Linked DNA regions of Mus musculus: region 2 is linked to region 1. Evidence: chromatin loops called from intact Hi-C (ENCODE). Cell type or tissue: left cerebral cortex. All regions are shown on one strand. Links, peaks and the distances in the headings refer to the core of each region. The heading gives the core; the rest is flanking DNA. Region 1 holds the start of Rps27 (ribosomal protein S27). Region 2 overlaps Nup210l (nucleoporin 210-like).

Region 1 (16,004 bases), core at 3,727-11,726:
GAGGGAGAGAGAGAGAAAGTTTCCTTTTTGTCACTAGAGGAGATAAGATTCTCAGTCAAGAGATGAAGAAAGATAAAGAGGGGAGGGGAGGGGGAAAGGAGATTCTTCTTACTGGAAGTCTCCCAGCCACTTAGGAGGCTCCAGAGAGAAGGATGGTGCAGAAGCTTACTCAGAGACCCCAAAGTCCCCTGGCATCCACCATCCTCACTCCCACAGCACACCCAGCCACACTCTGCAGTACCTTGCTGAGGGTAGGGAGGCTAAAAAGATGATTTGAAGGTGGGGCAGATCCTGCGGGAAGTTTGAAGCCAGTAGGTCAGTAAGAGGCCAACACAATTGGGAAGCAGGGAAAAGAGAAATTGTGAAGAGTGGATCTAGAGCGTCTAGGTGCAGTGATGGGGTAAAGAAGGAAGCAGATGGAAATGACGATAACCTGTGTGGATTTGGAGAGACTAGGGAGACAGTACCAAGAGACGGAGTGGGTGGCAGCAACTGGGACTATCTGGAAACCTCAAAAAGGTTTGAGGTTTTGAGTGTTATTCAGGGACATTATGGAGGATGGGTCTGGGGCAGGGGTCGACAGACTGGAAATTAGTGTTTTTCTCTAAGGGGATCAAAAAAGTAGGTTCCTTAGTCTTTCAGGAGCCGGTGTATGAGGGTGGGCGGGGGTGGGGTGGGTCTGGGGTCTGGGATACAGCCTGTGGGCTCACCGATGGTAGAGATGTAAGTGCTGTTGAAGTTGTCCTCTGCAAAGCGAATGATCAGACAAGTCTTGCCCACCCCCGAGTCCCCGATGAGCAGCAACTTGAAGAGGTGGTCGTAGGCTTTGGCCATGGCGGACACTGGGGGCGCCGGGGGAGGGGTCGGGAAGAGCCAACACTGGTAGGCGGGATCCGAGGGTTGGCAGGCAGAAACCGCCGGAGTCCCAGCCAGGAAGTTTTCCTCCCTCTCCGCCCAGGCCCCGGGAAAAGAAGAGAGGCGGCCCTGCTCTCGGCTCCACCCCTCTTCGCCAGTGGAGAGGCCTGTCCAGCTCCAGCAGTCCGGGCGCTGCCTCCCCAGCCTCGGAGGGCCAGTTTCCCTAGCCCTTCCCATTGCCTTTGGCTAGCTGTCTTTCCTCTCTTTTGACCGAATTGGAAAGAATTTCAAAGAGATTAGGGGAAGAGGGAAAGAATTTTACCAATGGTGAAGATAGGGGTGGTAACTGGAAATTGGTAAAAAGCTGAGGCGCTATTCAAAGGCTTTTGAGTTTATGATAAATGTCCTAGGATTTTCTGTCAACAATGCATTACTTAAGACTACGAATCCCAATTCCCTTTGAAAAGAAGCGGGTTAGGAGGTTAGTATGGTGGATCAATCTGCCCCCTGGTGGAGCACAGTGAAGAACTAAAACGATAAAAATCAGCCTCATCAATTACACTCAAAACACACAGAGCCGAGTCACAATCTGGAGCGAGCCTTGAATTCAGTAGCACAACCTGCACCCCAAGGCCTGGTAATCCTATTGCCTCTACCCCTCAAGTATGAAGATTAGTACTGTGGAGCCACCATGCCCAGCTTTTCATCTTTATTTACTTACTTTCTTTATAGCGAGTGTTTTGCCTACATGTGTTTATTCACTATATGACTAGCATGCCTGCAGAGGCTACAAGACAGCAACGATCCCCTGAAACTGGAGTGTCTAGAGGTGCTGTCATGTGCCTGCTGGGAACTGAACCCAGATCCACTACAAGAGCAGCCAGCTCTTATCATCTTTCCAGTCCCGTTAGAAAAAGAAAGAGCCGGGCGTGGTGGCGCATGCCTTTAATCCCAGCACTTGGGAGGCAGAGGCAGAGGCAGGCCGATTTCTGAGTTTGAGGCCAGCCTGGTTTACAAAGTGAGTTCCAGGACAGCCAGGGCTATACAGAGAAACCCTGTCTCGAAAAAAACAAAAAAAAAAAAAAAAAAAAAAAAAAAGGAAAAAGGAAAAGGCTTTTCTAACAGATGAGTCCTGGCTGTGGGAAAGTGTCTTTATTTGTTTGTTTGTTTGTTTTTAAAGATTTATTTATTTATTATATGTAAGTACACTGTAGCTGTCTTCAGACACTCCAGAAGAGGGAGTCAGATCTCCTTATGGATGGTTGTGAACCACCATGTGGTTGCTGGGATTTGAACTCAGGACCTTTGGAAGAACAGTTGGGTGCTCTTACCCGCTGAGGCATCTCACCAGCCCTTTATTTGTTACATTATGTTTGCCATAATCTATGTTTCCATTTGTCCTCTCACAAATACAATGTATCAGTTACTCCCCCCCCCCCCAACACACACACACAAAATACTTGACAAAACAACTTATGAGAGAGGCTTACAGAAGGCAGTTCTGTCATGACAGGAGGAGCATGGGGCATCTGGTCGCTTTCCATCCAAACTCAAGGAGAGAGACGAATGCTGGTGCTCACCTCACTCTCCTTTTTTATTCGGGAGAGTGAATGGTGGTCCTCATTGTCAGGTAGGCTTTTCCCACCTCAAATAATCCAATCTAGAACTTTCCTCCAGACATGGCCAGCCATTGGATACCTAGGTGATGCTAGATCCTGTCAAGTTGACAATCCATATTAACTACCACACACAAATAACTATTCAGTTTATTTTATTAATTAATTAATTCATTACATTTATTTGTATGTGTACACACACATAATGTTGTGTTTTATAAAAAGAAAGAGACCAGAGATATGTTTTGTGGAGACGCAGTAAGGTGTGGGTGGAGGGGAGTACCTCTGCCAGCCCATGCTGAGGCATCCCTTCCCCCTGAGGTACCAGCCACACCATGCGATGGTATAGTATAGAACAGAGTTTATTCAGGGTATTGGGAGGGAGCTTAAGGGGAGAGAGAGAGAGAGAGAGAGAGAGAGAGAGAGAGAGAGAGAGAGAGAGAGAGAGAGAGAGAGAAAGTAGAAGAGTAGAGGCAAGCCATGAGCACATGGAGAGGGGGGAGTGGAATGGGGAGAGAGGAAGAAGAGGGTAAGGGAACAAGAGCAAGAAGAGAGAGCAAGAGAGTGAGGAGGGGGCAAGCAGCCCCTTTTATATTGAGTCAGGCACACCTGGCTATTGCCAGGTAACTGTGGGGTGGAGCGTAGAGGAACTGCCAACAACCCATGCCATGGTGAAAGTGTGGCAGTCAGAGGACATGCTGAAGGATGCTTAACTAAACTTCTCCAGAGCCATCTCACCATTAATTTGAGGCAAGGTCTGTCTGTATTGCCCAGATCAGTCTCAAATTTGAGGCTCATGTAATCATGTGGACTCAGCCCTTCAGTAGCTAGAACTACCAGCATCCACGGGTACCACTGTGCCTGCTTCAATACACCAATCTGACTATTCTATTTTTTCAATGGTGTTGGGAATTGGTCAAACCCAGAGCTTTGTGCACACTAGGCAAAGTACTATTCTATTGAGCTTCAATTCCCTTCTATTTATTCCCTCAGGGCTCATTGCATTTCAAGCTATAGCACAGACTTGAATCTTTTCTGGTTTTCCTCAGTGACTAATCCTGACCTCTAACTCACACTGATGTCCAGGTAGGGTGGATTTGCAGTCCCAGCACACGGGAGACAGAAGCAAAATGAAAGTCAGACAGAAGCATGACTAAGGTCAGCCTACTCTTGGTTGGGAGTTGCAAGCCAACCAGGAGACCTTGTGATTGCTAATCTTGGTTGCCAACTTGACATACCTGGGAGGAGGAAACTTGAGGAATTATCACCATTGGATTGGCCTGTAGACTTATCTATGGGGGAATTTTCTTTATTATTATTTTTAAAACATTTAGACAGGATCTCTCTCTCTCTCTCTCTCTCTCTCTCTCTCTCTCTGTGTGTGTGTGTGTGTGTGTGTGTGTATGTGTGTGTATTTTGCCCGTGCATGCTTGTACGTGTAGCATATACATGCCAGGTGTCCTTGGGAGGCCAGAAGGTGGTGTTGGATCTTCTGAAACTGGAGTTACAGATTACAGACAGTTGTGAACCTTCATGGTTGCTAGCCACTATGTAGGTGCTAAGAATCAAACCCCTACCCTAGTAGGGAAGAGCAGCCAGTGATGCTAACCTCAGAGACATCTCTCTCCAGCCCCAGGCATTTCTCTATTGCTAATTGAGGTCAGAGAGCCTAGCCCTATATATGGGAGCTACCATACCTGGACAGGTGGGGCTGCTGTATAAGGAGCTGAATGTGAGCCTGGGAGTAAGGCAGTGGTATTCCTTGGCTTCTGTTTCAATTTCTGCCTTTAGTTCCCTCAATAATGGACTGTAACCTATAAGCCAGATAATTCCATTTCCTCACCAAGTTGCTTTTGGCTAGGATGTTTATCACAGCAACAGAAGAAACTAGAATGGATCCTGTCAAAATCTATGTTGGGGTGAGGTGGAGAGTGTTATATAGCACACACCTTTAAACCCAGTGTATAAACTGACACGACAGCTCCATGGAATGGTTAAGGGGAAAGTCTTTACTGTAGATATGAGAGAAAGCAGCCAGAAGCATTGGGAAGAGTCCAAAGCAAAAAGAGAAAGAAGTAGAGCAAACATGGCCAAGGCTATCTGTGAGAGAGGGGAGACTAGCAGGAGACAGAGAGAAGTGAGCATAGCCTGGCCTAAGAAGGATGAGTAGTTGGGGAAGGGAAGCCCAGAGCTGGAGGGAGTTTAGGGTGGAGGAGGAGGTGGGAAAGGCTAGGGTGCGTGTGGACTTGTGCAATGCATACTTGTGATGGTGAGAGCCTGGAGGCCAGCTTGAACTGATATCCTGAGAGGTCCAATAGGCAGCCCATGTCCCTTTTGCCAGAGGTAAGGGAAATGACTCTTTTTGGTAGGGAACCAGTTTTACAACTTCCTGAGGAATGCTGGCTTTTAACTAGCCACCAGAAATCCCTCAACATACATTCCGGGTTGAGCCTATTTCTGGGTATCTGGCCTGCCTTCTGGAATCTGGGGAACTGGGAGTTTTCCTTATGACCTGATACTCAGCACTCCAGAGGCAGAAGGATCTCTAGGAGTTCCAGGATAGCTTGGCCTACATAACAAGTTCCAGGCCAGCCAGGTATACATAGTGGGAGCTTGTCTCAAATAAGTAATAAGAATAAGCAACCAAAAGCCGGGCGTGGTGGCGCACGCCTTTAATCCCAGCACTTGGGAGGCAGAGGCAGGTGGATTTCTGAGTTCGAGGCCAGCCTGGTCTACAGAGTGAGTTCCAGGACAGCCAGAGCTACACAGAGAAACCCTGTCTCGAAGAAAAAAAAAAAAAAAAAAAAAAGAATAAGCAACCAGCCCTTTGACTGATATTAGTAGTTGATGGGTCTCTGGAGAGTAGATGTTATTGTCTTTAGTGGTCAGCCACCAGTGAGTTACCTGAGTCTAATGGACAGCTTTACCACCATGCCCCTGGTGGCAGCTGTGGTTAAACTCAGGGCATCAAAAAAACAAAACCAAAAGACAGGATGGGAAAGGAAGGAGTTCTGAGGAGCATTGTGGAGAGACAGTGGTGTGGTGTGACCAGAGTGTATTATATACATATATGAAAATGACTTTTAAAAAGAAAAGCTGGGGGCTAGAGAAATGGCTCAATGGTGAAGAGCACTGGCTGCTCTTCCAGAGGTCCTGAGTTCAATTCCCAGCAATCACATGGTAGCTCACAGCCATCTGTAATGAGATGATGCCCTCTTCTGGCGTGTAGTTGTACATACAGATGGAGCATTCATATACATAAAATAAATAAATCTTTAAAAAAAAAAGAGGAAAAAAAAAAAAGCTGGGCACAGTGGTGTGCACCTTGGATTCCAGCTCTCAGGAGACCAAGGCAGGTGGATTTCTGTGAGTTTGAGGCTAGCCTAGTCTACACAGTGAGGTCCAGGATAGCCAAGGCTCTGTAGAGAGAGACCCTAACTTCAAGCAAAAAAGCAAAATTAACCAACCAAAAACAAAAGGTGGGGGTGCATGCAGGGAGAAGTTGGTAGCATGGCTCAGTGAGTGTAAAAAGGCATTTGCCACCAAGCCTAATGCCCTGAATTGAATACTCAGGACATAAGGAAAACAAACGACTAAGAGCTCAGGATGAAGCTCAGTGTACCTACTGTAGAGGTTTTCGTGACCACCTGTGGGGCGTCAAATGACCTTTTACAGGGGTCATGGAAGACCATTGGAAAACACGGATTCTTACAATTTACAACAGTAATAAAATTACAGTTATGAAGTAGCAACAGAAATAATTTTATGGTTGGGGCAACCACAATATGGAGGAACTGTATTAAAGCAAAAGGAAGATTGAGAACCACTAGGGTAGATGACTGCCTGTCCTGGAATTCTCTCTGTAGACCAGGGAGGCTTCAAATTCACCGATCTGCCTTGCCTCCTAAGTTATGGGATTAAAGGAGTGCACCACTACTGCCAGAGGCCAAGACCCTTTCTTCAAAACAAACAAAAAAGCTTGGTGGTACAGGCATACTAGAGTCAGCACTCGGGAGGCAGAGGCAGGCGGATCTCTGATTTCAAGGCCAGACTGGTCTACAGAGTGAGCTCCAGGACAGCCAAGGCTACACAGAGAAACCCTGTCCCTGCCTCCCCCCTCATCCCCTGCATTTTCATACTTCTGCTCACATGATAAATTGCAGATGTACAAGTATTATAAGAAATTATTTTCAGTCTAGGAAAAGGAATGAATTTCTTTCTTTCTTTTTTTTTTTTTTTTTTTTTTTTTGAGACAGGGTTTCTCTGTGTAGCCCTGGCTGTCCCGGAACTCGCTTTGTAGACCAGGCTGGTCTTGAACTCAGAAATCCGCCTGCCTCTGCCTCCCAGGTGCTGGGATTAAAGGCGTGCACCACCACACCTGGCCATGAATTTCATTTTTAAACCTAGAATCTATTTCCCAAGATATCTCTGCCATGTATATTGCCAAAATCCAAAATCAACATGCATTCATTTAAGCATGGACTATTTATTTATTATTTTATTTATAGACACTTGAATTCAGAGATCCACCTGCCTCTGTGTTGAGCAGCAAACACACAAATTTGTACAATGTGGTAATGGTTACAGCAGCTCCATAGTTAAATAACATACTTTTTGTTTTGATTTGGTTTTTAGAGACATCTCTTGTAGTTCTGGCTGTCCTACAACTTGCTAGATCAGGCTGGCCAGAACTCAGTCTCTTCCATGCTTTGCCAGAATGCAGTGATAAAGGTGTGACCAACCTCGTCTGGCCTTTAATTAGCACTTTAAAAGCAATGCACGTGTCAAGTGGTGTAAGGATATTTGATTTTATTCCTCAAAGGTAAAGAATTGTAAGAATACAAAGTCGGGCTCTATCTTTAGCACTGGAAAACAGCAGCAACAACAAAACAATAAAGGTAAACAATAGGGTTAGCTGCAGTGGAGCAAATATGAACAGGATTTGATTTTGTTGTTTTTTCAGACAGGGTCTCCTGTAGTCCACTCAGACCTCAAACTTGCTAGGAAGCCCAGTGCCTAGAATGATTTTGAACTCCTCGTCCTCCCGCTTCATCCTCTGAAGTTCTGAGATTCCAGCCTTGAGCCACTGACAGCACCACTGCGCCCTGCCCAGTTTACGCTTTGCACATTCTTAGCACGCACTCTACCTACCAGCGTAGTACACCCCCAGCTTCAAGCAGGTATCTCATTTTTTAAAAAAAAAAACCTATTTACGTCTAGAATTATTAATCAGCGTAAATCAAACCAACTGGAAAATGGTAAAGACTATCAATAACTAAAAATGTCATGGATAAAAGCTTCTCGCTGGTGTTCACCTGTGATGTTCCCATCACACTCCAGCTGTCAAAGCGTAGTCGGAAACTACGTGAGAAAAAAGTATCCATTTTTCTCGCCACAGCAGCTAAATTCTGAACTCAAAATAGAAGCTAACTCTCTCACCATGGCTACGCGCCCGCGACGCGAGGAGCCTTTACGGACCTTCTACAAATGGCAGTCAACGGGCATTCCGTTGCATTCGAACAGAGTAGAAGACCTTCCGAAGATGGCGAAGCAACACGGCTCGTCACTTCCTGTCCCATATCAGATATAAGGAACAGGATTTCCGCTTTCGCTCCTTTCCGGCGGTGACGACCTCCCTACGAGAACATGCCTGTGAGTTCCTTGGTCCAGGTTTCGACAGAGAACTCGCTCTTGGGTCCGCACGGTCCTCTTGCGCTAATTGCGGGTCCTACAGGGTCCACATGTGCGCTCTGCGTCTCTTAGGACAGTAACCAGAGCCGCGGCGGCCCACGGGTCAGCCGCGTAGACGGGAGCGGAGAGGAGATAAGATGGCGGCCCAGCTACGCAGACACCAGGGGCGGCGAGGGGCGAGTTCTCCTCGGTGTGTGCCAGTGGGGGCTCTTTCCCATCATCTCTTTCCTCCATTACCTTCTAAGTCTTTGCATTTCTGCCCCTTTTAGCTCGCAAAGGATCTCCTTCATCCCTCTCCAGAAGAGGAGAAGAGGAAACACAAGAAAAAGCGCCTGGTGCAGAGCCCCAATTCCTACTTTATGGACGTGAAATGCCCAGGTAAGGAAGTGGTTTTCAGCTGTGCGGGAAAACTAAACTGTACTAATGGTTGTAACTTAATTTTTGATTTTATTACGAGTTCAGAAGTGGTAACTTGGAGAGGAATAAAAGAAGTTAACATTTTTCTTCTCTTTTTTTTTCTTCCCAGGATGCTATAAAATCACCACGGTCTTTAGCCATGCACAAACGGTAGTCTTGTGTGTTGGCTGCTCCACTGTCCTCTGTCAGCCTACAGGTGGAAAAGCAAGGCTGACAGAAGGTGAGTGGTCTCAGTGTTGGGGTTTTGTTTGGCTTTGGGGTCCTAAGGTGAAAGGCTGAGTAGAATGCAAGGCTTCCGGCTGGTAAAGCCAGCTGCACTCCTGTTAGGAAGGTTTAGCACTCTGCAGATGAGGCAGGGTCAGTGGCAGGCAGAAGTAACGTTTGCATCTTTTTCTTCCAGGATGCTCCTTCAGGAGGAAGCAGCACTGAAAGCCCCTGATTGAAGATGAGTGGGAACCTTCCCAATAAACACGTTTTGGATATATAATGTTTGTCTTGTTTAACTGGTAGCAAGTGGTGCCTCACATATCCCAGGGCAAACAGAAGAGTGGTCCCTTTGGGGTCAAGTAAGTGGCCAAACACCTAGAGTCCATTGGGGGCATTTTTATCTAGATTCACTGTATAAATCTTAGACCATGGTTTAAAACTGGTGATAGTGTATAATTGGGCTTACTCTTCTATGTCTTTTTGGTAGTAACTTTTAGCAATGGTTATTGGAAACATTGTGTCATACAAAGGTGTGTGACAGTGGGGACTGTCTTTATTTAGGGATAATGGTACCCAGGCTGCTTTAATCCCAGTGCCTGAGAAGCAGAGGGTTACTGTTTTTCTGTGTGTTGTTGAGATGGCCTTAGGTAGCTTCAAGTGTATGTGACAGGATACCTGTCAAGTGATGGCATTGTAGGTGTGTACTGCTGTTGCGGTTTTTGTGGTGCTAGGAACAGACAGACACCGAGGGCTTCGGGAATCCAGCCTCAGAAATGTAATCTTTACACACGTGACTTAACCACCTAGGAGCTTTTATTTATACTTACTACAAACTTGATCTGGAGGTTTAGTTTTGTAGTTAGCTACTAAACTTGTGCAGGATTAGGCATCTCCAGTCCTCTACAGTTAGAGGGACGCTGACTACTAGGTTAGTGTTTTATACTCCATAACCAGTGTTGTAGCCGACTCTGCACTAGTGGTGGCCGTGAGCTCAGGAAGTGAGGGGGGGAACATGTGGCCGTGTAAGAACCTAGGAGAAAAAAAAAAGCGAGACAATCAAGGTGGTAACTTGGAGACGGACATATCTGAACTTGCGGAGTGAGGGCAGGTCTTTACCTGGCTGAGTTGTTCCTGTTGTTGGCACATAAACAACTGGAATAGTCTGAACCTTGTTCAGGAAGGCATTGTGTGCTGGAGAAAGGAAATGCCACAAAAAGGGCTTATGTGATTGTGCGCTTGCGGAAAGGCCTCAAAGATTACAGTCCATTCAGAAGTGAGATTTAAGGGCCAGCCAACAGACTTTAACAACAAGCCTGTCTTAAGTCCCCAAAACCTACATGGTAGAAGAGGGAGGTTTTTTCCCAAGTTGTCTTTGACTCCCACACTTGTGTCAGGGCATGGTTGTGCTACCTTCTTCCCTAACCCAAGCAAGTAATTGTAAGAAAAGGTTTTTTGTTGTTGTTATTTTGTTTTGGTTTTTTTCCAGACAGGGTTTCTCTGTAGCCCTGGCTGTCCTGGAACTCACTCTGTAGACCAGGCTGGCCTCGAACTCAAGAGATCTGCCTGCCTCTGAGTGCTGGGATTCTGGGATTAAAGGCGTACGCCACCACACCTGGCTGTAAGAAAAGTTTTTAAATAAAATGAGGTTTAAGTGTTAGTATAAAAGGAATGCTTTCAGTTAGTCTACCTCTAAACTGCCCTGTATGCTGATACTTAGAATTACCTAACCAGTACAAATATAGTATAACAGCTATAGTATATTTGCAGCATGTACTGTAGGTGTTAAAAGTAATCCAGAGATGGTTATATGAGATGCATAGGTAGATTCAGTGGAAATGCTCTTGAATGCTTGAATTTTTTATAATTCTGGTAGGGTCTGGATCCAGCTTCTTCCCAGTTATTGGAGAATACAAATGCTCCCCTTAGGTGGATTTTTCTTACAGCCTTTGGCTAAAAATACCTGTGTGGGCAATAGTGATACTGGCTATTCTATGTGCATTAGTTTAATGCATCTATGTGAGGGTGTTAGATCTTGGAAGTTATAGAGAGAGGTGGGCTGCCATGTGGGTGCTGGGAATTGAACTCAGGTCCTCTGGAAGAGTAGTCAGTGCTCTTAACTGCTGAGCCATCTCTCCAGTGCCTATACTATTTTTTCAAGACAGTTTGTGTGTATCCTTGGTTGTTCTGTAAGCTGGGATTAAAGGCCTGTGCCACACCCTGAAAGTTGACATCTAATCTACATGACATGAATTAGTTGTGATAAACAGCTAATTTTTAACTTTGGTTTTGAAAGTCAGAAGTATACACATGCCGGGCAGTGGTTGGTGCACGATTTCTGAGTTTGAGGCCAGCCTGGTCTACAGAGTGAGTTCCAGGACAGCCAGGGCTACACAGAGAACCCCTGTCTCAAAAAAACCAAAAGAAAAAAAAAAAAAAAAAACCCTGTCTCCAAAGCAAGCAAGCAGGAGTATACAGGCATACTCCTTACCTAGAAAGATGAAAGAAGTTGATGCCAGCACAGCAAAGAGGGTAAACAGGAGGATCTGGTAAGAACCGACGAAGTTCTTGAAGACACCCGAGTCTTCACAGTGATCTGCGTTGCCGTAATGGGACATAATGGGATGATTACAGTAACATCCAGAATAGATGTCTTTGAAAATGTCCTAAAAAGCTTAAGAATATTGGCATGCATCTGTAATCCTAGCATATAGGTAGGTCCACATACCCTGTCTGAGAAAACCAGAGGACTAGTGGTGCTGGTGCTTCCCTGAGACCCCACACCAGGGAGGATCTCACATCAGAAGACAGTGTCAACTAACAGTGGTACTGTCTCAGATCCCCTGCTGCCCTGCAAATGGAATTCAGATTGCAGCTCTTAGAAAACTGAGGCTTTGGCTGGAGAGATGGCTCAGCAGTTAAGAGTACTGACTGTTCTTCCAGAGGTCCTGAGTTCAATTCCCAGCAACCACATGGGGGCTCACAACCATCTGTAATGGGGTCCAATGCCCCTTTTTGGTATGCCTGAAGACAGTGTACTTACATTAAATATTTTAAAAGATTGCTTTAGGGGCAGGGGTGGAAAAAAAAAGATTGCTTTATTTTTTAAAAAAATTATGTGAATACACTGTCACTGTCTTCAGACTCACCAGAAGAAGGCTTCAGATCCCATTACAGATGGTTGTGAGCCATCTCTCCAGCCCTAAATAAATATTGAAAAAAGAAAATTGAGGCCTTATCATCTTGTCCTTTTGTTTTTTGGTTCAGGAGTGTGAGAATCTTGTGTCCTCCCAAGTCAAAGTCTGCTGCTTGAAAACTTGTAAACTTGAAGCCCCGCCGGGCCTGGTGGCACACGCCTTTAATCCCAGCACTCCAGAGGTAGAGGCAGGTGGATTTCTGAGTTCGAGGCTAGCCTGGTCTATAGAGTGAGTTCCAGGACAGCCAGGGCTATACAGAGAAACCCTGTCTCGAAAAACAAAAACTTTTAAAAAACCCCAAAAAAAAACAAAAACCAACTTGAAGCTTCAAACTTGTGGCTTTATGCAGATTTAGTTTATATTTCTAATTTGTATGCTGGTACCATGGTACATACATGGAAGTCAGGACTTTTCTAGACTTAGACTTAGTCGGTAGACAGGACAAGTGCCATCTTGCTAGCCTGCTGATTCAGGTTCTGACTCTGTTCCTTATCTTCATGCTGTGTCTAGAGAACCTTTTACAGTAAGGTGGTGTGTACCCTCCCTCCCCTCCATACACACATTCCTGGCTGCATGCTAGATTGCCATGCAGCCAGGAATGACCTTGATATTTTGATCTTTTTGACTCTTACCTCAAGTGTTGGGATTATAGACATAGACTTTAGCCAGTTATCTGAGGTGCTTGCTAGGCCATGTACCCAGGGCTTTGCATACACTATGCAAATACTACCTGGATTACTTTACAGACAAAGGTTTTTTTTTTTTTTTTTGAGACAGGGTTTATCTGTGAAACAGATCTGTCTGCCCTCCACTTGTTCTGTAGAGCAGGCTGGCCTTGAATTCAGATCTGCCTGTCTCTTCCTCCTGCGTACTGGGATAAAGGGATGTGCCAACATGCTTGGTGTGCTGGATTTGTTTAAGGCCTAACTGCCTTTGCCTCCCTGGTGCTGGGATTAAAGGCATACGCCACCCCCTGCCAAACTAAGACTGGAGTGTTATGTACCCACAGGCCCTTGTGGTTCCTGTTACATTCCAATTGCATACCTGCTTGTGATCCTAGGCAGAGGCAAACCTGTCTACTTCCAGGCCAGTGAGAAACTGCCAGTCTAGGTGCCTGAGGCATGGCACACTGAAGGTTGACTGTTTCCATTCACACTCAGTGTGAATACCCACACATGAACAACAAACCCTACAGTTACCTCTTACCATATGTTGCTGTTTATATAAATATTTTCTGGGTCAAGGACCAAATAAATTTGAGCAGAATATTGTAGCATTGCCTAAGCCCATGTTTGGTGACCTACCTAACACTTGATTTCTGGACATTTTAATGTTTGGTGGGGATCAGATGAGCTCACATGACTTAATGAATGAGCTGAAGATGGGTTGAATGTTATAGCTGCTTCTACCTGGCAAGGCTGCATTGGTAAGTTGTATACTTCTTTATCTTTCAAATGCTGGGGTTACAGCTTTGGGCCACCAGGGTCACCGTGCTCAGCCTAAGTATAAAATACATTTGAGGCTGACAGTGTAGATCAGTTGGTACAGTGACTGCCCTGTATCATGAAAGTGGGGAAGATGAGAAGTCAAAGGTCATCCTACCTTCCTACATTCGGAATTAAAGTCCGTCTCCTGGAATACACAATAACGATAAAAAGGTCTGAGTACTGTATACCTAAAGTTGCAGCATTCGGGATGTGTAGGTCCTTAGGAACATGGCTACAAGGAGCTGCAGGTACAGGGTGAGACCTTGTCTTTATGAAAACCAGGGAGAGCAGTGTAGACTAGGGAGCCAGAGATCTGAGCGTGAGTTCAGTTCTAGCCTGGCCAACGCTTAGTGAGACTCAGCCTCTAGAGCAGAAGGCCCATTGTGAATACATTCCTTTCCCGTGTGGATTAAAATTCGTTCCCAGTGGGGCTGGAGAGATGGCTCTGTGATTAAGAGCACTGGCTGCTCTTAAAGAAGTCCTTAAGTTCAATTCCCAGCAATTACATGGTGGTTCGCAACCATCTGTAGTGGGATTTGATGCCTTCTAGTGTGCATGAAGATCACATACTCATACATAAAATAAATCTTAAAAAGTCCCCAGAAAGCCGGGCGTGGTGGCAGACACCTTTAATCCCAGCACTTGGGAGGCAGAGACAGGCGGATCTCAGAGTTCAAGGGGAGCTTGGTCCACAGAATGAGTTCCAGGACAGCCAAGGCTACACAGAGAAACCCTGTCTCGAAAAAAAAAAAAAAACAACAAAAACGACCCCAGAGCTCACCTGCACCAGATGCATCTTTTGCTCTGACTATCACAGCTTCTTGTTGATTGGTCAGTGCACAGGAAACATTAATGAAAGCGGGTGATGACATCTGCTGGAAGGCAGTGAAGTTGACTATTCTTACTAGGTAGACAGTTAGGCCTGTCGTGAGCATTGAGTGCTTATAGCCAGACACTGCTAGAAAGGGGGAGCTGTGGAAGACCTTGGAGGAAAGAGAAAATACTTGTTTCAAAGAAGACAAATTAGTGTTGTCTCTGTTAGTACAAGAATTTTCAAGATTCAGCTAGCCAGCCAGTAAGTCATTCGCTTTTTCACCACTGTGGATGTAGTTAAAAAGGGACAGGGACAGAACAGTTCTTGCTTTGCAAGCATGAGGACATGTATTAAATCCCCATCACTTATTTAACAAGCAGACTGATGTAGACTTCTGGTGGTGCACGCCTTTGATCCCAGCACTCGGGAGGCAGAGGCAGGTGGATTTCTGAGTTCGAGGCCAGCCTGGTCTACAAAGTGAGCTCCAGGACAGCCAGAGCTATAAAGAGAAACCCTGTCTCAAAAAACCAAAAAAAAAACAACAACAACAAAAAAAAAACAAGCAGACTGAGATAGTCACGGAGCATGCACGTCTCAGCAGAGACAGGCAGTTTGAAGTAAGGACATGGTAAGTTCAGACAGCCAGGGCAAGGCAGAGAAGCCATGCTTGAAATAAAAGCTAGCTCTTGGGAGGCCCAGACAGGAGGATCCCTGAAGCAGGCTCCAGGTTCAGTGAAGCCAGCTCATAAAGCAAGGTGGCATCTTAGTGCACGCCTTTAATCCTACCACTCGACGCAAAAAGGAGTTCGGGGCCAGCCTGGCCTGCATAGCACATAGCAAGCTCCAGGAAGAAGATCCTGTCTCAATAAAAACACGGTGAAGGGGGGCTGGAGAGAAGACCCAGTGGCTAAAAAGTCATAAGGACTGGGGTTTACATCCCATCACTTAGGTAACAAAGCAACTCAGAAATCCACCTGCCTTTGCCTCCCAAGTGCTGGGATTACAGGCGTAAACCACCACGCCCTGCTCCAAGCCCGAGGATATGAGTTCAAAGACTCACATGACAAAGAAAAATGACTCCTACCAAATTATTCTCTGACCTCAGTATGTTCTGTGTGGCATAAATAAAAATGTAATAAAACATGTTTAGAAAGAAAATATAGCTGGAGGTAATAGACAAGGACACCCAGACCCTCTTCTGGTCTCCACACACATGCCTATGTACTCATACACAAATACATAATGTTTTAAGAAAAAATAGGGTGGAGGTGGCATTTGATCTCCATAGTCTAGAGTAGAGGGCGGTACATGTGTTAATTCCAGGGCAGCCAGGGATATTCCTTGTCTTAAAATGTGGTGAGCTGAGAATGTGAACACACACACACACACCTTTAATCCCAGCGTGAGAGAGAGAGAGAGAGAGAGAGAGAGAGAGAGGTGGTGGGTGAGGGACAGGCAAGAGGATCTCTTGAGTTCTCAGACAGGCAAGGTTACATACACAAATCTTGTTTCAAACAACAAACGGCACACACACACACAACAACACACACGAGCGATTGAGAAAAACTTTAATGTATACAAAAGAATAAAATGATGCAAGCTAAAAGGCTAGAACATTTTATATAGCCCAGGCTATATAAGTCTTTGAATTTCCTTTGAAGCTAGGGGTAACTAACTCTGGGCTTCTGATTCTTTTGCCTCTACTTCTGAGTGCTGGGACTAG
Region 2 (16,004 bases), core at 3,684-11,683, 100 kb after region 1:
TAACCCATCTGGGGCTGGAGAGATGGCTCAGTGGTTAAGAGCACCGTCTGCTCTTCCAAGAGGTCATGAGTTCAATTCCCAGCAACCACATGGTGGCTCACAACCATGTGTAATGAAATCTGATGCCCTCTTCTGGTGCGTCTGAAGACAGCGACAGTGTACTCACATACATAAAATAAATAAGTCTTAAAAACAAAAAACAAAAAAACAAAAAAACCCAACTAACCCATCATCATTAGGTTATAGAGCTGTCTCAAAAAATAAGGTAGGTGGTTCAACCCACATCCAGGTAGACAGAGAGAGTAGAGTGACTCCACCACACTGCCCTCTGAGCCTCACATGCATTCCACAGATGGATGCAGCTAGTAAATAAATAAATACATTTAAAAATGTTTAAAACAGAGGTTTAAAGAAAAAGAAGTTACCAGGGCCTAGCAAACACAGAAGTGGATGCTCACAGTCAGCTAATGGATGGATCATAGGGCTCCCAATGGAGGAGCTAGAGAAAGTAGCCAAGGAGCTAAAGGGATCTGCAACCCTATAGGTGGAACAACATTATGAACTAACCAGTACCCCGGAGCTCTTGACTCTAGCTGCATATATATCAAAAGATGGCCTAGTCGGCCATCACTGGAAAGAGAGGCCCATTGGACTTGCAAACTTTATATGCCCCAGTACAGGGGAACACCAGGGCCAAAAAGGGGGAGTGGGTGGGCAGGGGAGTGGGGGTGGGTGGATATGGGGGACTTTTGGTATAGCATTGGAAATGTAAATGAGTTAAATACCTAATAAAAAATGGAAAAAAAAAAAAAAAGAAACATCAGTAAAAAAAAAAAAAAAAAAAAAAAGAAGTTAAAGGTAAGCAGTAGCAAATCAAATGCAGGTGAGATAGGCAAAAGCTGGGGTTCCTGAAAGATCCAGCACCCTGTGTTCCAAGTCCTTCCCACAGGTCTGATGTTCTTGCCCATCCCCTGTTTACGCAAGACAGAGCGTTGACAGAGCATACATTTCTTTTGTTGTTTTTGTTTTAGATGGGTTCTCACCATGTGCCCAGACTTAAAACTCGCTATATAGGCAACTATGTTTTGTTTTGTTTTGTTTTGTTTCTAGACAGAGTTTCTCTGTGTAGCCCTGGCTGTCCTGGAACTCATTCTCTAGACCAGGCTGGCCTCGAACTCAGAGATCCACCTCCCCCTGCCTCCTGAAAGCTGGGATTAAAGGCATGTGACATCACTACAGGCATGAAATGACTTTTTCAAGTAAACGATCTACCATTGGCCCAAATAATAGCAGCTAGAGGCCTCTACTATATTCCCCATTGCAAGACCTCAGACGGCTGTTTCTAGCACAGACTGTTTACCTTGTAGAATGGCTCATAAATTCGGACTTTTACAACAGCAGCCCCAGTTCTCATCCCAGATACCAAAATCACGTCTCCTTGTCTCTCCTGTTTTTCCATCTCAATTATATAGTCAGGGGGCGAATACTCGGCTTCCGAGTACTTCAGAATCCTAGAGAACCAAAGGAAGATTTGTCTCTGGTAGGATTAACAGTCTTCTAAACTTTAGTCTCTATAAAGCCCATCCCTGTAGACAGCTCCAAAATACCGTTGCTTGCTTGTGTGCTTTCTGAAACAGTGCCTTATGTAACCCAGGCTGGGCTCTAACTTGAACTTGCTAATAACGTAGCAGAAGTTCACTCTGAATCCCCCTGCTTCAGCTCCACCTTGACCCCCACTTCTAGAATCCTGTGCCAGCCTGGATTGAGGGTTTTTCTGGTTTCTCTCTCTCTCTCTGCCTCTCTCTCTCTGTCTCTCTCTTCCTCCCTTCCATCCTTCCTTTCTCTCTTTTTGTTTTGTTTGTCTGTCTTGTTTGTTTCTTGAGGTAGAGTTTCTCTGCATAGTTCCAGGCAGGCCTGGAACTCACTTTGTAGATCAGGCTGGACCCAGACAACTGCCTGCCTCTGCCTGCTGAGTGCTAGAATTAAAGTTATGTGCCACCACCCTCAGCCATGGATTAAGCTTTTTTAATTTCTGATTTCCAGAAGGTCTAGCCTGTGGTTAAGACTGCTATGGGATACAGTTTAGGCTGTCTGTTATCTGTTCTTTAGTACTGAAAACAGAATCCTTTTGTTGTTTTTATTTTATTTAAAGACAGTTCCAGCCGGGCAGTGGTGGCGCACGCCTTTAATCCCAGCACTTGGGAGGCAGAGGCAGGCGGATTTCTGAGTTCGAGGCCAGCCTGGTCTACAAAGTGAGTTCCAGGATAGCCAGGGCTACAGAGAGAAACCCTGTCTCGAAAAACAAACAAAAAAATAACCAAACCAAACCAAAACAAAAAAAAAAAGGTGTTTTCCCACACACCTGGCTAATTATCTTATTCTATTTCAGGATGAGCAGACAGCCTAATCTCACAGATTCTCCAACAGAGGTTATTAACTCTCATGAAGGTTCCAATATTTATCTCCTGTGTATGGCATTTGCCATAGTGAATGTATCTATTTAAAAAAAAAATCAAAAAGAAAAGAAAAGAAAAAAATGGTAAAAAGAAAATAATCCTGGACAGTAGGATTATCAAGCTGCACACGGATGGCTGCTGCTGTCCAGTGTGCCGCCCAAGGACACTACCTTGCTGCACACGGATGGCTGCTGCTGTCCAGTGTGCCGCCCAAGGACACTACCTTGCTGCACACGGATGGCTGCTGCTGTCCAGTGTGCGCCCGGGGACACTACCTTGGGCTTTTATGCTTTACCTAATTTTGCTAGACAGCTCTTCTCTCGATGACTCATTGTCCTGGGCAATACTCCACTCAAACACCATGCCTGCCAGAGTGCTGAAAGTGTTTCCTGGAAAGCAAGCCAAAGGCAGACAGGATAGAATCACACATCCCAAAACATCCAAGTAGCTCCAAAAAGAAAAGAAACGAGCTAAAAAAAATCACTTTAGGTATTTTTCTGTAACAAATAACAGCACTTTTTTTTTTAATCCACTAAAACACGCAGATTGGAATGATCCTTACCCACATCCCATTCCCAACAGGGTTTTTCAGGGGTTTTTGTTTTGTTTTTTGGTGTTTTTTGGTTTTTTTTTTTTTGGTTTTTTTTTTTTTTTTTTTTTTTTTGGTGACCGGGCTAGCCTTGAAATCAAGAGATCCACCTGCCTCGGCTTCTTGAGTGCTGGGATTAAAGGCGCGTACAGTCATTGCCCAACTCCAAAAGGCTTTCTACAGTAGAAAGGACCCATGGGGAGCAGGCTTGTAAAGTACAGCGTGGACCCACTGCTGGCTGGCGGAGGTTCTCTAGTCTCCCTGCTCCTTCGCTTCGAGGCCACCTACCAGGTACCTCATGGTTGACGGGCATACTTAACCCTAGCTCCTTCCACACACACTGCCATGACAACTAGACTCCAAAACTTTTTCAACTCTTAGAAACTAGCCCAGTAGTCTTGGGCTAGTGAGGTCACTCCATGAGTACAGGCACTCCCCGGGGTGAGCCTGATGTCTGAGCTCTGTCTCACAAAGACGGAAGGGAAGTTGCCCTCTGACCCCCATATGCATGCCAGGGCAGATACACATGCACACACAGACAGCACCGTAAGGAAACTTTCAAAGCCTGTTTACCAAGTAATTTACAAATAAAGTAGTAACTGTAATAGCACTTTACAGCAGTAATATAGTATATCTAAAGCAACATAAAGTTACCCTCAAGAAAGACTTAATCGGGCTGGTGAGATGGCTCAGAGGTTAAGAGAGCCGACTGCTCTTCCAAAGGTCCTGAGTTCAAATCCCAGCAACCACATGGTGGCTCACAACCATCTGTAATGAAATCTGATGCCCTCTTCTGGAGTGTCTGAAGACAGCTAAAGTGTACTTACATATAATAAATAAATAAATAAATAAATAAATAAACAGAAAGAAAGAAAGAAAGAAAGAAAGAAAGAAAGAAAGAAAGAAAGAAAGACTTAATCGCTTGGCAGCAATAAATAAATAAATAAATAAATAAATAAATAAATAAATAAATAAATAAATAGAAAGAAAGACTTAATCGCTTGGCAGCAATAAATAAATAAATAAATAAATAGGAAGGAAGAAAGAAAGAAAGAAAGAAAGACTTAATCGCTTGGCAGCAGTGGTGCACACCTTCAATCCCAGCACTCAGGAGGCAGGGCCGATGTATCTCTGTGAGTTTAAGGCCAGCCTGGTCAACAGAGCAAATTCCAGGACAGCCAGACTTATACAGAAAGACCCTATATTGAAATCTCCCCCCCAAAGAAAAGAAAAGTCTTAAAATTATTAAACTTCTTTATATATTTATTTTAAATTTATTTATCTTATTTTATGTGTGTATTTTATCTGTAGTGTCTAAGTATATCTGTGTGAAGTGTCACTGGAGGCCAGAAGAGAGCATCAAAGCCCCTGGCACCTGAGTTATAGATGGTTGTGAGCCACCATATGGGTGCTGGGAAGAAACCTGGCACAACATCCCTCCAGCCAAACTATAGTGACTTTTAATCACCTTGGCAGACAGGAAGTAGACTGGTCACAGCAGAGCTAAGGGACTGGGTTGTGGCTCACTGGAAGAAAATGGACTGTTGAGGATGCAGGAGGCCCTGGTTCAATTCCCCAGTACCAAAGCCAAAACCATAAAACACCAAAGCAGGGGTGGAGAGATAGATGCCTTCGTGTACTTGTTGCTCTTGCTGAGGACCTGGGGCTCCTTTTGGTTCTCAGCATCCACGTGATGGTTCACGATTAGCTGTACCTCCAGGGGATCCACCCTCTTCTGACCGCAAGCACAAGCTATACATGTGGTGCATATACAAAGATGCAAACACCCACACATATAAAATAAAATCAGTGAGTCTAAAAAATTTAAAATGGGGGCTGGTGAGATGGCTCAGTGGGTAAGAGCACCCGACTGCTCTTCCGAAGGTCCGGAGTTCAAATCCCAGCAACCACATGGTGGCTCACAACCATCCGTAACAAGATCTGACTCCCTCTTCTGGAGTGTCTGAAGACAGCTACAGTGTACTTACATATAATAAATAAATAAATCTTTAAAAAAAATTTAAAATGAATACTATAACAAAAGCATGTCCTTAATTAAATTAAATTAATATCCTTAATTGTTGATCTAGGGGCCGGGAATAGAAGCTTGGTGGCAAAATTTCAATACTTAGAAAAAGCTCAGCCATTCTTGGTGGTACTTGGCACTCAGGAAGCAGAGGTAGGCTGATCTCTGTGAGTTCGAGGCCAGCCTGGTTTACAGAGTGAGTTCCAGGACAGCCAGAGCTACACAGTGAGCCCTGCCTCAAACAAACAAACAAGCAGACAGACAGACAGACAGACAGTGCTGGTAAGATGGCTGGAAGTCTGAGGACCTGAGTTTGAGCCTTCCCACATAGTAGAAGGAGAGAACTGGCTCCCACAAGTTATACTGTGACTTCTATATGCACTGGGGGATATACAGACCCCACCCATACATACTAATTTCTTTCGTAGTCCAGAAATAACAAGAAATAACAGCAGCAGTATTTTGCAAAAAGGCAGCTAATACAGAGAGATCCAGAAACCCATTCCCTGGGTAACAGACTGGACTCCTCAGAGGGAGCCACTGACAAGGGGCCTTTAGTCAGTGACGGCCCTGACTTAGGGAGGCTACATCTGGAGCTGAGTCAGCTTCTGGGAAACCTAAGTGGAGGAAATAAAAAAGGTCAGAACAGAGCTGGCGTCCAAGATTCTTCAAGGCCTCAGCAATTACAATGAAACTGACATAGTAGCCAATCAAAATGATACTAATGTCACTGTTTTGCTTCCTACCAATCATATTAGAGGTTACCTAATCCTTCTGGAAAATTCCCCCAGCCCTGCATAAAAAGTGGCCTGCAAGCCCCTCGAGTCGTTGCCATTTTGTTTGACCCCTGCATGCTGGTAATTTCTGCAGAGTAAATGCTCTTTGCCTTCGTGTATCATTGGAGTCTGAGGTCTTCCTTCCTCCATTCTTGGACCCTAACAGTACACTGAAGCATGTTCTGCACTGCCAACCTGCTCCGGACGTGAGCCCCAAATGAGAAGAACACAAGTCACATTTAAGGTCTGTTACCATCACACAGTTCCTGTTTCTGAACGCTCAACGTGAAGGAACAACACTCCATGTCAGGCACTGCTTACTCAAGTCGCCCCCAGCCCCTTACCTTTAGAATCCAGGGCCCTCACCATAAGCTCCAGCGGTGCATCGTCCACATACAGCTCCCGGGTTCGAGATACAATTTCAATGTTGTCTATCACATCGACCTTTACATCACAGCGTAGCTCATGGTCCGTCACTGCAAAGGAGCAAAAAAAATGGGTGCCCTTTTAACTAGACGGCCACCACCAATCTATTAAATGTCACAAATACTCAAGAGTTTAGAGGTTATTTTAAAAAAAAAAGAAAAAGTTCAGGGCTGGAGAGATCACTCAGAGGTTAAGAGCACTGACTGCTCTTCCAGAGGTCCTGAGTTCAGTTCCCAGCAGCCACATGGTGGCTCACAATCACCTATAATCCTAGATGCAGGGGATCTGATGCCCTCTTCTGGTGTGTCTGGAAACAGCTAGTGTACTCATATACAATAAATAAATAAATAAATAAATAAATAAATAAATAAATAAATCTTTAAAAAAAAAAGAAAAGAAAAAAAAGTCTGCAGCCAGACCTATGTAGAGAAACTCTGTCTCAGAAACAAAAGAAACCCCTGCCTCCTAAGATGGTACTATGTTCATGCAGTGCCCAAGAAGGCCAGAGGGTGGCATTGGATCCCCTGCATCTAGGGTTATAGGTGGTTGTGACTTGCCAAGTGGATGCTGGAAAAAAAAAAAAAAAAAAAAAAGAGTCCTCTGAAAGAAGAGCTGGTGCTCTTGTTTTGTCAAGGTCAAAGAGGAGCTTTAAGAGTTGGTTGGTTCCGGGGCTCGAGAGATGGTTATCTGTGTTAGGCACATCCCTGATTCCCTAGCAGAATTATATGATGACAGTTCTTGTAGGCCAAGTTCCCAACCAATGCAAAAAATGCCTGCAAGACTAAGCTGTTAGCAGCGGCAAAATCCTGTAATCCTGGCATCATAGAGGCCAAGGAAGGAAGAAAGACTGCTGCTTAGTCAGCCAGCCTGGGTTGCTATAGAGAAAGACCTTGTCTCCATCTCCATCTCCATCTCCATCTCCATCTCCATCTCCATCTCTGTCTCCGTCTCTGTCCCTCTCCCTCTCCCCGTCCCTCTCCTCCCCCTCCTCCCCCTCCACTTCTCCCTCTCCTCCCTTTCCCTCTCCTCCCTCCCCCATCTCCTCCCTCTCTCTTTCCCTCTCCTCCCTCTCCCTCTCCTCCTTCTCCCTCTCCCTCTCCTCCTCTCTCTCCCCCTATCTCCCACCTACCTCCCCCACCTCCCCCCTCTCCCCCTCCTCTCCCCCTCCTCTCCCTCCTCTTCCCCTCCTCTCCCCCTCCTCTCCCTCCTCTCCCCCCTCCCCCTCTCCCTCTTCCCCAACCCCTCACACACACACAAAACAAAACCCAGAGCTGTGTGTCACTTTCCAAGGATTTACTTTATTCCTTGTCGTTTTAAGTGTCAATATTTTTTATCTTCTATAAAATAAGGTTAATAGGCATTTTTTCCAAATTATTTATTTAGAAAAGAAAAATGGTGGCAGCTATATGTTAATTGTATTAATGGGCTTCTAACTTGTGTGTGGATATTGGAGGGTAACTGGAAGGAGTGATACTTTCCTTTCCTCATGTGCTGCCAAGAGACAAAATTCAAGCGACAGGCTTGGCAAAAAACACCTTTACCCACTGAGCCATCCTGACAGGCCACCTGGATTGGGTTTTCTGTTTGTTTGATTGTTTGTTTGCTTGTTTGTTTTTTCTTAGACTCTGATTAGCTGTTTTGTGTTTAATTGCTTTGTTCACTGTGTGGCTCCGGCAGGCTGTGAACTCAAGCGTATCCTCGTATGTGTTAGGTTTTTGAGACACAGTCTTGGTTCTGCACCCTATGCCATGCCTAGAAATACATTTTTATTTCAGGAAACAGTATCGTTCTGTTCACAAGAGGCATTAAGAACTGAATTTAACAGCAGCCAGGGAAATAGAAACAGGCAGATCTGGTAATATACTAATACCTCAGTGCAAAAAGTGTTTGAATTAATCATCCTAAAAGTACTTTGTTTAGTTTTTTTGTTTGTTTGTTTGTTTGCTTTTTGGTGCGGGGAGGGTTGTTTTTGTTTGTTTGTTGAGACAGAATTTCTCTGTGTAGTCCTGGTTGTCCTGGAACTCACTCTATAGACCAGGCTGGCCTCAGACTCAGAGATCTGTCTGCCTCTGACTCATGAGTGCTGGGATTAAAGGCATGCACCACCAATGTCTGGCTCCTGAAACTGCTTTTAAAAATGTTTTATGTGAGCTGGGCGTGGTGGCACACATGTTAATCCCAGCACTCGGGAGGCAGAGGCAGGCAGATTTCTGAGTTCGAGGCCAGTCTGGTCTACAGAGTGAGTTTCAGGACAGCCAGAGCTATACAGAGAAACCCTGTCTCAAAAAACACAACAACAACAACAACAACAACAAAAAGTTTTATGTACAAAGGTGTTTTACCTGTGTACCATGTGTTTGCAATGTTTTTTGAGACCTGGCAAAGATCTCATGGAACTGGAGTTATGGAAGGTTTTGAAACACCCTGTGGGGGCTAATGAGATAGCTCAGCGGTAAGAGCAATGACTACCTTCTAAAGGTCCTGAGTTCAAATCCCAGCAACCACATGGTGGCTCACAACCACCTGAAATGAGATCTGATGCCCTCTTCTGGTGTGTCTAAAGACAGCTATAATGTACTTATTTATAATAATAAATAAATCTTTGGGGAAAAAAAGATAGAAAGAAAGAAACACCCTGTAGGTGCTGGACATTGAATCGTGGTCCTCTGAAGAGCTTTAGCCTCTGAGTCACCTCTCCATCCCTGAAACTGCTTTTTATGTATATTATGGTCAAAAAAATAAGAGAATACATTATAGATAATAAAAGTCAGACTATCTCTCTCTCTCTCTCTCTGTGTGCGCGAGGGTACGCACATGCATGTGTACATGCCATGGCAGGCATGTGGATGTTAGTTGACAATTTTGTGGCTCTGTTCACTCCTTCCACCTTTACCTAGGTTCCAGAGATCACACTTAGGTCATCAGGTTTCATGACAAGTGCCTTTACTCACCGAGCTATCTCACCAACACACATCTGTCTTTCTGAGAGCAAAGAAAAGGAGTCTAGAATAGAATGAGCCCACGTTAGAGTTAAAGCTATGACTGTGAGTTCATATGTATATGTATATGTGTATATATATGTATATATGCAGCTAGACACAGAAATAAATGTAGAGATGTGTGAAGACATAGACTGACGTGTGCATGTTTCTTTCTTAGCTCTGTCTGCTAAAAGAAACTAGGACACTCCCTTAGCAACAAGCACACTAGTATCTAGATCTTGCTTTCTAAATATAACTCTAGAGCTCAAAAGCAAGAAGTACTATACCAGGGCCACAGCTTAGTTGGTGGAGTGTTTTGACTACCATAGAGGAAGTCCTGGGTTTGAACCCCAGAACTATACAAACACAGAAGGGTGGTGCATATTTGTAACCCCAGAATTGTGGAGGCAAAAGGATCAGAAGTTTAAAGTTATGCTTAGCTATACAGTGAATCAGAGGCCAGACTAAGATACATGAGACATTATCTTAAAAAAAAAAAAAAAGAAAAGAAAAAGAGAAAGAGAAAGAAAAAAAAAAAAAAGGTAAGGGAGTACTATAAAAAATGCCAAGCCGGATGGTGGTGGCGCACTCCTTTAATCCCAGCACTTGGGAGGCAAAGGCAGGCGGATTTCTGAGTTCGAGGCCAGACTGGTCTACAGAGTGAGTTCCAGGACAGCCAGGGCTACACAGAGAAACCCTGTCTCGAAAACCCAAAAAAAAAAAAAAAAAGCCAAGACTAAGGGCCTACCCAAAGGACACAGGATACCATAAATAGAAGATATGAATTACCAAACTATTGTTTTTCTTTCTATTGCTCTGACAAGCACCAAGATCAAAAGCAATTAAAGTGCAGAAAAAACTTTTTCCAACTTATAGACTACAGTCCATCATTGAAAACAGAAATTTGAACCAGAAGTCATGGAAAGTCATGGAGGAACATTGACTGTTGGCTCAACTGAAGGCTCATATACAGGCTAGGACCATTTGCCCAGGGAATGGTGATGCCCACAATGGTCTGGACACTCATACAGCAATTAACAACCAAGAAAATTCCCCACAGACAAGACAATCTAATATAGGCAATTTTTCAACTGAGATTCCCTCCTCACGTGACTCTAGGCTGTCAAGCTGATAGTTAAAGCTAACCAGGACAAACAGAATGTATTATAACTTCTGTCCTGAAATAGCAGAATCCTGTAGAGGGATTTTAATAGAGCAATATGGCTACTCTGGCTGGAATACAGACATGCCCTTAGTACAAACTTTTGTTTGTTTGTTTTATGTAAGTGCCCTGTTGCTGTCTGAAGAGACACCAGCAGAGGGTGTTGGGTTTCATTACAGACAGTTGTGAGTCACCATGGAGTTGCTGGGAATTTTACTCAGAACCTCTGGAAGATTATTAGTCAGTGTTCTTAACTGGTAAGCCATCTCTCCAGGCCCCTAGTACACACTTTTAATCCTAAACAATGAAAGTAATAAAGTTAGTTTGTAGAAGGAAGCACCCATGTTTAAAAATGAAGTCTAGTTGAGAGGCAGACAAAAAGACAAATCAGAAGAAGATCTGACAGAATGAGTCAGAGATAGGATATGCCCAACTTGCACAAGGACAGAGAGGAAGCCGGGCGTGGTGGCTCACACCTTTAATCCCAGCACTTGGGAGGCAGAGGCAGGCAGATTTCTGAGTTTGAGGACAGCCAGGGCTATACAGAGAAACCCTGTCTTGAAAAAAACCAAACCAAACCAAACCAAACCAAACCAAACCAAACCAAACCAAACCAAACCAAACAAAAACAAAAACAAAATGAAAACATGTTTCCTGGCTGCTTTTGGATCAAGATTTAGAACTCTTGGCTCCCTCTCCAGCACCGTGTCTGCCTGGATGCTGCCATGCTTCCAGACATAATGTTAATGGACTGAACCTCTGAACCAGCCCCAATTAAATGTTGATCTTTACAAGAGTTGCCTTGGTCATGGTGTGTCTTCTCGGCAATGGAAACCCTAACTTTGACACACGTCATCCAACAAGGTCACGCCTCCTAATCCTTTCCAAAAATTTCCACCAACTGAGGGCCAAGTATTCAAATATATGACCCCCTGGATACTCTTCTCATTGAAACTAACATAGACATAAAAATAAATAAAAATCTTTCTTTAAAACTCATTGATATGTGTTAACATTAGTGGGCAAAACTTTAAGGAGTGTCAGGACATATCAAAGTATCTTTCCCAAATATTTACTAGCTTCTGTGGTACTTAATACATTATCACAAGCTCTTTGACAATTCTCCCTCCATGGTGAAGCTTAGATCTTTCTCCTTGGCCTACAGGGCTGGATTCAGTGGCCCCTTTCCATGACTAGTCTAAAGGAACGGGGAAAGAGGAACGTCACAGACACCGGTCTGGATCAAGTGCTAACATTGCACACTTTGGTACACAATGCAAAGCAAAGACTCTTCACTTCCGCTTCCCCCCAAAACTAACCAAGCTAACCAGGAGAACCCCATCAGATAAATCCAAATTGAGGGATGCCTGACCAACACTGTTTATTTACTTGTAGCGCTGGGCCTCGCACATGCTAGTTCTTTGCCACTGACCTATATACCTGTATCCCTAACTCTCTTTTTCATTTTAAGACTGAATAACCCCCATCCCCCAAAAAAGACTGAATAGCCCAGACTTCCCTTGAATCCATGATCTTCCAGCCTCTAATTCCCAAGTGGCTGGGGTACAGGCCCACACCACTAAGCCTGGCTTCCCAACGTTGACACTTTAAATGTCAAAAGTTATTGAGATGTCAGTTGTAGTGGTACACTCCTGAATCTTCAGCATCCAGACAGTGGAAGCAAAACAATGAAGACTTCAAAGCCAGCTTCAACTATACAGTGAGTTCCAGGATAGCCTGAGCTATGGGAGACCATCTACAGAGATGGCTCAGTGAGCAAAATGTTTGGCACACAAACATGAAGGCTGAGTTTGGATCCCCAGAATACACATAAAAATCAGGTATGGTGTGGCACACCTCTGTAACCCCAGGGCTAGGGGAGTGAAGATAAACAGATCCTAGGGCCTCACCAGACAGGCAGCCGATCCTAAACACTGAGTTCCAGATTCAAGGGGAGACCCTGCCCCAAAAAGTAGATGAAGAGCAACTGAAAAAGACACCAAAAGCTAAGCGCTGGCCTCCACATGAGCATGTATACAACACACACACACACACACACACACACACACACACACTATGTAGTATATAATCTTGGCACTTAAAAGCTGAGATAGGAGGATCACCAGAATTTCAAGGCCAGCCTACATTAAGAGACCCTGTCTCAGGCTGGAGAGATGGCTCGGTGATTAAGAGCATTGACTGCTCTTCCAGACGTCCTGAGTTCAAATCCCAGCAACCACATGGTGGCTCATAATGGGATCTGATGCCCTCTTCTCGTGTCTCTAAAGACAGTGACAGTGTACTCACACACATGAAATAAATAAATAAATCTTTAAAGAGAGAGATCCTGTATCAAAAATAAACAAATGGATAAATAAAACGAAAATTAAAATCAAACAAACAACAAAAAACCCCAGGTTTAACAGTGCATGCCTTCAATTCCAGCACTTGGAAGGCAGAGGCAGGAAAATCTTTGTGAATTTGAGGCCAGCCTGATCTACAACAGAAGTTTATGGCTAGCCATGGCTACACAGTGAGACCCTGTCTCAAAAATAAAAATTAAAACAAAAATACAAAAACCACACACACGCCGGGCGTGGTGGCGCACGCCTTTAATCCCAGCACTTGGGAGGCAGAGGCAGGCGGATTTCTGAGTTCGAGGCCAGCCTGGTCTACAAAGTGAGTTCCAGGACAGCCAGGGCTACACAGAGAAACCCTGTCTCGAAAAAATAAATAAATAAATAAATAAATAAATAAATGGAAAAAAAAAAAAAAACCACACACACACACACACACAAGCACAGCACAGCACAATTAGAGGAGCCTGGGAGGAGCAAGTAAAAGTGGCTGCCCTGCCCCAAACCTGAGTATCTGAGTTCAGTTCTGGGGACCCCCACGGGAGGGACAAGAACCAACTCCTAAACATTGTCTTCTAGCCCCCACATGAGTATACACTGCCTCTCCACACACTAATGAATGTAACAAAAAGTGTTTTTTAGGTTAAGCATGGTGGTACAGGTCTTTAATCCCAGTCACTGGGAGGCAGAGCAGATGGATTTCCAAGAGTTTGGGAGAAAGCTGGTCTACTTTACATGAGACCCTGTCTCAGAAATAATCAAACACTCAAAACAAAACAAAAAATAAATAGGATGGCAAAATTATGGCATCAAGTTTTGAAGGTATATGCAGTGTGTGTGTGTGTGTGTGTGTGTGTGTGTGTGTGTGTGTGTATGCACACGTACATATGCCACAGTGCATATGTGGAGAGATTTGGTTCTTCTGCCTCAGATTGTCAGGCTTGGCAGCAAGCACCATTACCTACTGAGCCATCTCACTGGTCCACAGAATTATAATTTATATCAGAAATCATTTTTTTACAAAGTTCTTAACACTTGACGCTAAAATCATTTGTGTTAATCATTTATACAAAACATTATCTGACTCAAAAAGTTTTTGTTTTGTTTTGTTTTGTTTTGTTTTGTTTTGTTTTGTTTTGTTTTTTTGAGACAGGGTTCCTCTGTGTAGCTCTGGATGTCCTGGAACTCACTTTGTAGACCAGGCTGGCCTCAAACTCAGAAATCTGCCTGCCTCTGCCTCCTGAGTGCTGGGATTAAAGGCATACACCACCACTGCCCGCTGTGATGCACATCTTTAATCTCGGCACCCAGGAGGTTAATGCATGAGTATTTCTGTGAGTTCAAGGCCAACCTGGGTTAAACAGTGTATACCAGTGCTAGGAAGACCCTGTCTCAAAATTGCAAATTAATGCCTGGTCATGGTGATACACACTTTTAATCCTAACACTCCAGTGGGAGAGGTCAGCCTGGTCTACATAGTGAATTCTAGGAAAGTCATGGCTACATAGTGAGACTCTGTGTCAAGGAACAATGGCCACAGGAACCAATGAGTCAAATTCCATAACATACCCACTTCTCGAGCAAGAATGATGCTGCTGAGGCGTATCGGTTGGGTGGATTCAGCAACAAGAACAGCTCTTTGGGAGCACGAGGTACCATTTTCATATAAAGGCTGAATGGTAACTGCATCATGATGAGTGGAATGCCTGCCAAGACAACATGGTTTAGAGCATGAAATAAATACATGGTTCAGGCAACACAGGCAAGTGGAGTCTATAGTTCTTCCATGTTACATACCAGCAGGAATGCCTGAGGATACTCTACAGAACCACTGTTAGATGACACAAGAATTAAAACTGGAGAATGACAAGAACCACTTCCCAATGATCACTTGTGCAAAGATCTAAAATGTAATTCTCCCACGATGTTTAAAATAGGACTCACAAGACAGAACCCAACCCTAACAAGAAGACTCTGGAGGCCTTGGCTACTGCACTCAAACTGACAAAAGGAGATATCAGGATTTGGTTCTTCAAGAAAGGGCGTGAGACAGAGCTTAAGCAGTTGTCTAAGGCCCACAGATCAAAGCTGAACCAAGGGTTAGTGTGGAAGTACTTGCTGAATTCTTCCAAAAGAATTAGTGCTAACAAACTGCTTGTACAAGACTTGGGAAATGTACAGTTACCACTTGACACCAAAAGGGACCACCAGGAAGAACCCAAGGAGACCTACCAAAATGACCCTGGACTCCCCAAAATTTTGGAAGCCTTGAAGAGTTTCACACTCTTTTCTGGGTACCTCTCTCTGCAGAGGGCATGTCATAGGGTTTCTGACTCCCTACTGTAGGCTCTTTTTGCTAATATTTTCTCAGTTTCCTTGTTGAGGCAGAGGGCTGTTGGGTTTTATGTCTACCAATGGTACATTAATAATAAACCTACCTATTCCAAAGAAGGAAAGAAGGAAAGGAAGGAAGGAAGAAAAAAGAAAGAAAGAAAGGAAGAAAGAAAGAAAGAAAGAAAGAAAGGAAGGAAGGAAGGAAGGAAAAAAGAAAGAAAGATAAGAAAGAAAGAAAGAAAGAAAGAAAGAAAGAAAGAAAGAAAGAAAGAACTCACGCCAGGCAATGGTAGCTCACACCTTGAATCCTACCACTTTGAGGGCAGAGGTAGGCAGAACTCCGAATTCAAGGCCAGCCTGGTCTATGGTGCAAATTCCAGGACAGTTAGGGTTGCACAGAGAAACCCTGTCTCAAAAAAACAAAATATGGCTCGAGGGATGGCTCAGCAGTTAAGAGCACTGCCTGTTCTTCCAGAAGACCTAAGTTCAATTCCCAGCAACCACACGGTGACTCATAACCATTTGTAATGGGATCTGATGCCCTCTTCTGGTGTGTCTGAAGAAAGTGACAGTATACGCACATATATAAAAGAAAGAAAGGAAGGAAGGAAGGAAGGAAGGAAGGAAGAAAGAAAGAAAGAAAGAAAGAAAGAAAGAAAGAAAGAAAGAAAGAAAGAAAGAAAGAAAGAAAAGAGAGAGAGAAATACATGTATATATGTACACTAAGAAAATAGCACTGTGTGGGAAAATAGCACTGAGGCTGTGTTTGCAACAAGACAAAGCTTCCTCTTACCTTGGAAAATAATTCCCTGCAAACCTAGAAATGGAGCTGTTATCTCAAATGGAAAGTTGCCTACATTCTGAGACCAAACAAGAATACAAAATAATTACTAGCAT

The links. Peaks named below come from ENCODE experiments on the same cell type or tissue, not always from the same donor. Only the 100,000 strongest peaks of a DNase experiment are listed, where the experiment ranks them.
Region 2: a loop joins it to region 1, with 2.0 times the contacts of the local background. A loop is called at or near these places in 1 of 42 quality-filtered maps.

Annotation. Positions count from the first base shown.
Region 1 is chr3:90,205,729-90,221,732 of GRCm38, reverse strand. It overlaps Nup210l (nucleoporin 210-like), which reads right to left. Exons shown (of 40, transcript NM_029937.2): 37 at 14,249-14,450; 38 at 11,275-11,379; 39 at 9,903-9,977; 40 at 9,582-9,816. The coding sequence ends at 9,716. Rps27 (ribosomal protein S27) reads left to right here and starts at 8,085. Exons shown (of 4, transcript NM_027015.4): 1 at 8,085-8,123; 2 at 8,432-8,540; 3 at 8,689-8,799; 4 at 8,980-9,066. The coding sequence starts at 8,118. The coding sequence ends at 9,008. Rab13 (RAB13, member RAS oncogene family) reads right to left here and starts at 949. Exons shown (of 8, transcript NM_026677.4): 1 at 711-949. The coding sequence starts at 834. In left cerebral cortex, for the core only: a CTCF peak has its summit at 5,685 (motif pointing left); DNase peaks (open chromatin) are centred at 5,654, 7,578 and 8,023; H3K4me3 peaks cover 3,195 bases; H3K27ac peaks cover 1,517 bases.
Region 2 is chr3:90,105,374-90,121,377 of GRCm38, reverse strand. Nup210l (nucleoporin 210-like) reads right to left here. Exons shown (of 40, transcript NM_029937.2): 2 at 14,343-14,479; 3 at 6,192-6,323; 4 at 2,752-2,845; 5 at 1,361-1,511. Among named protein-coding and RNA genes, the nearest start is that of Nup210l, 9.2 kb to the right of the region's middle. In left cerebral cortex, for the core only: a CTCF peak has its summit at 6,768 (motif pointing right); DNase peaks (open chromatin) are centred at 7,056, 7,976, 8,361, 9,411 and 1 more place; H3K27ac peaks cover 476 bases.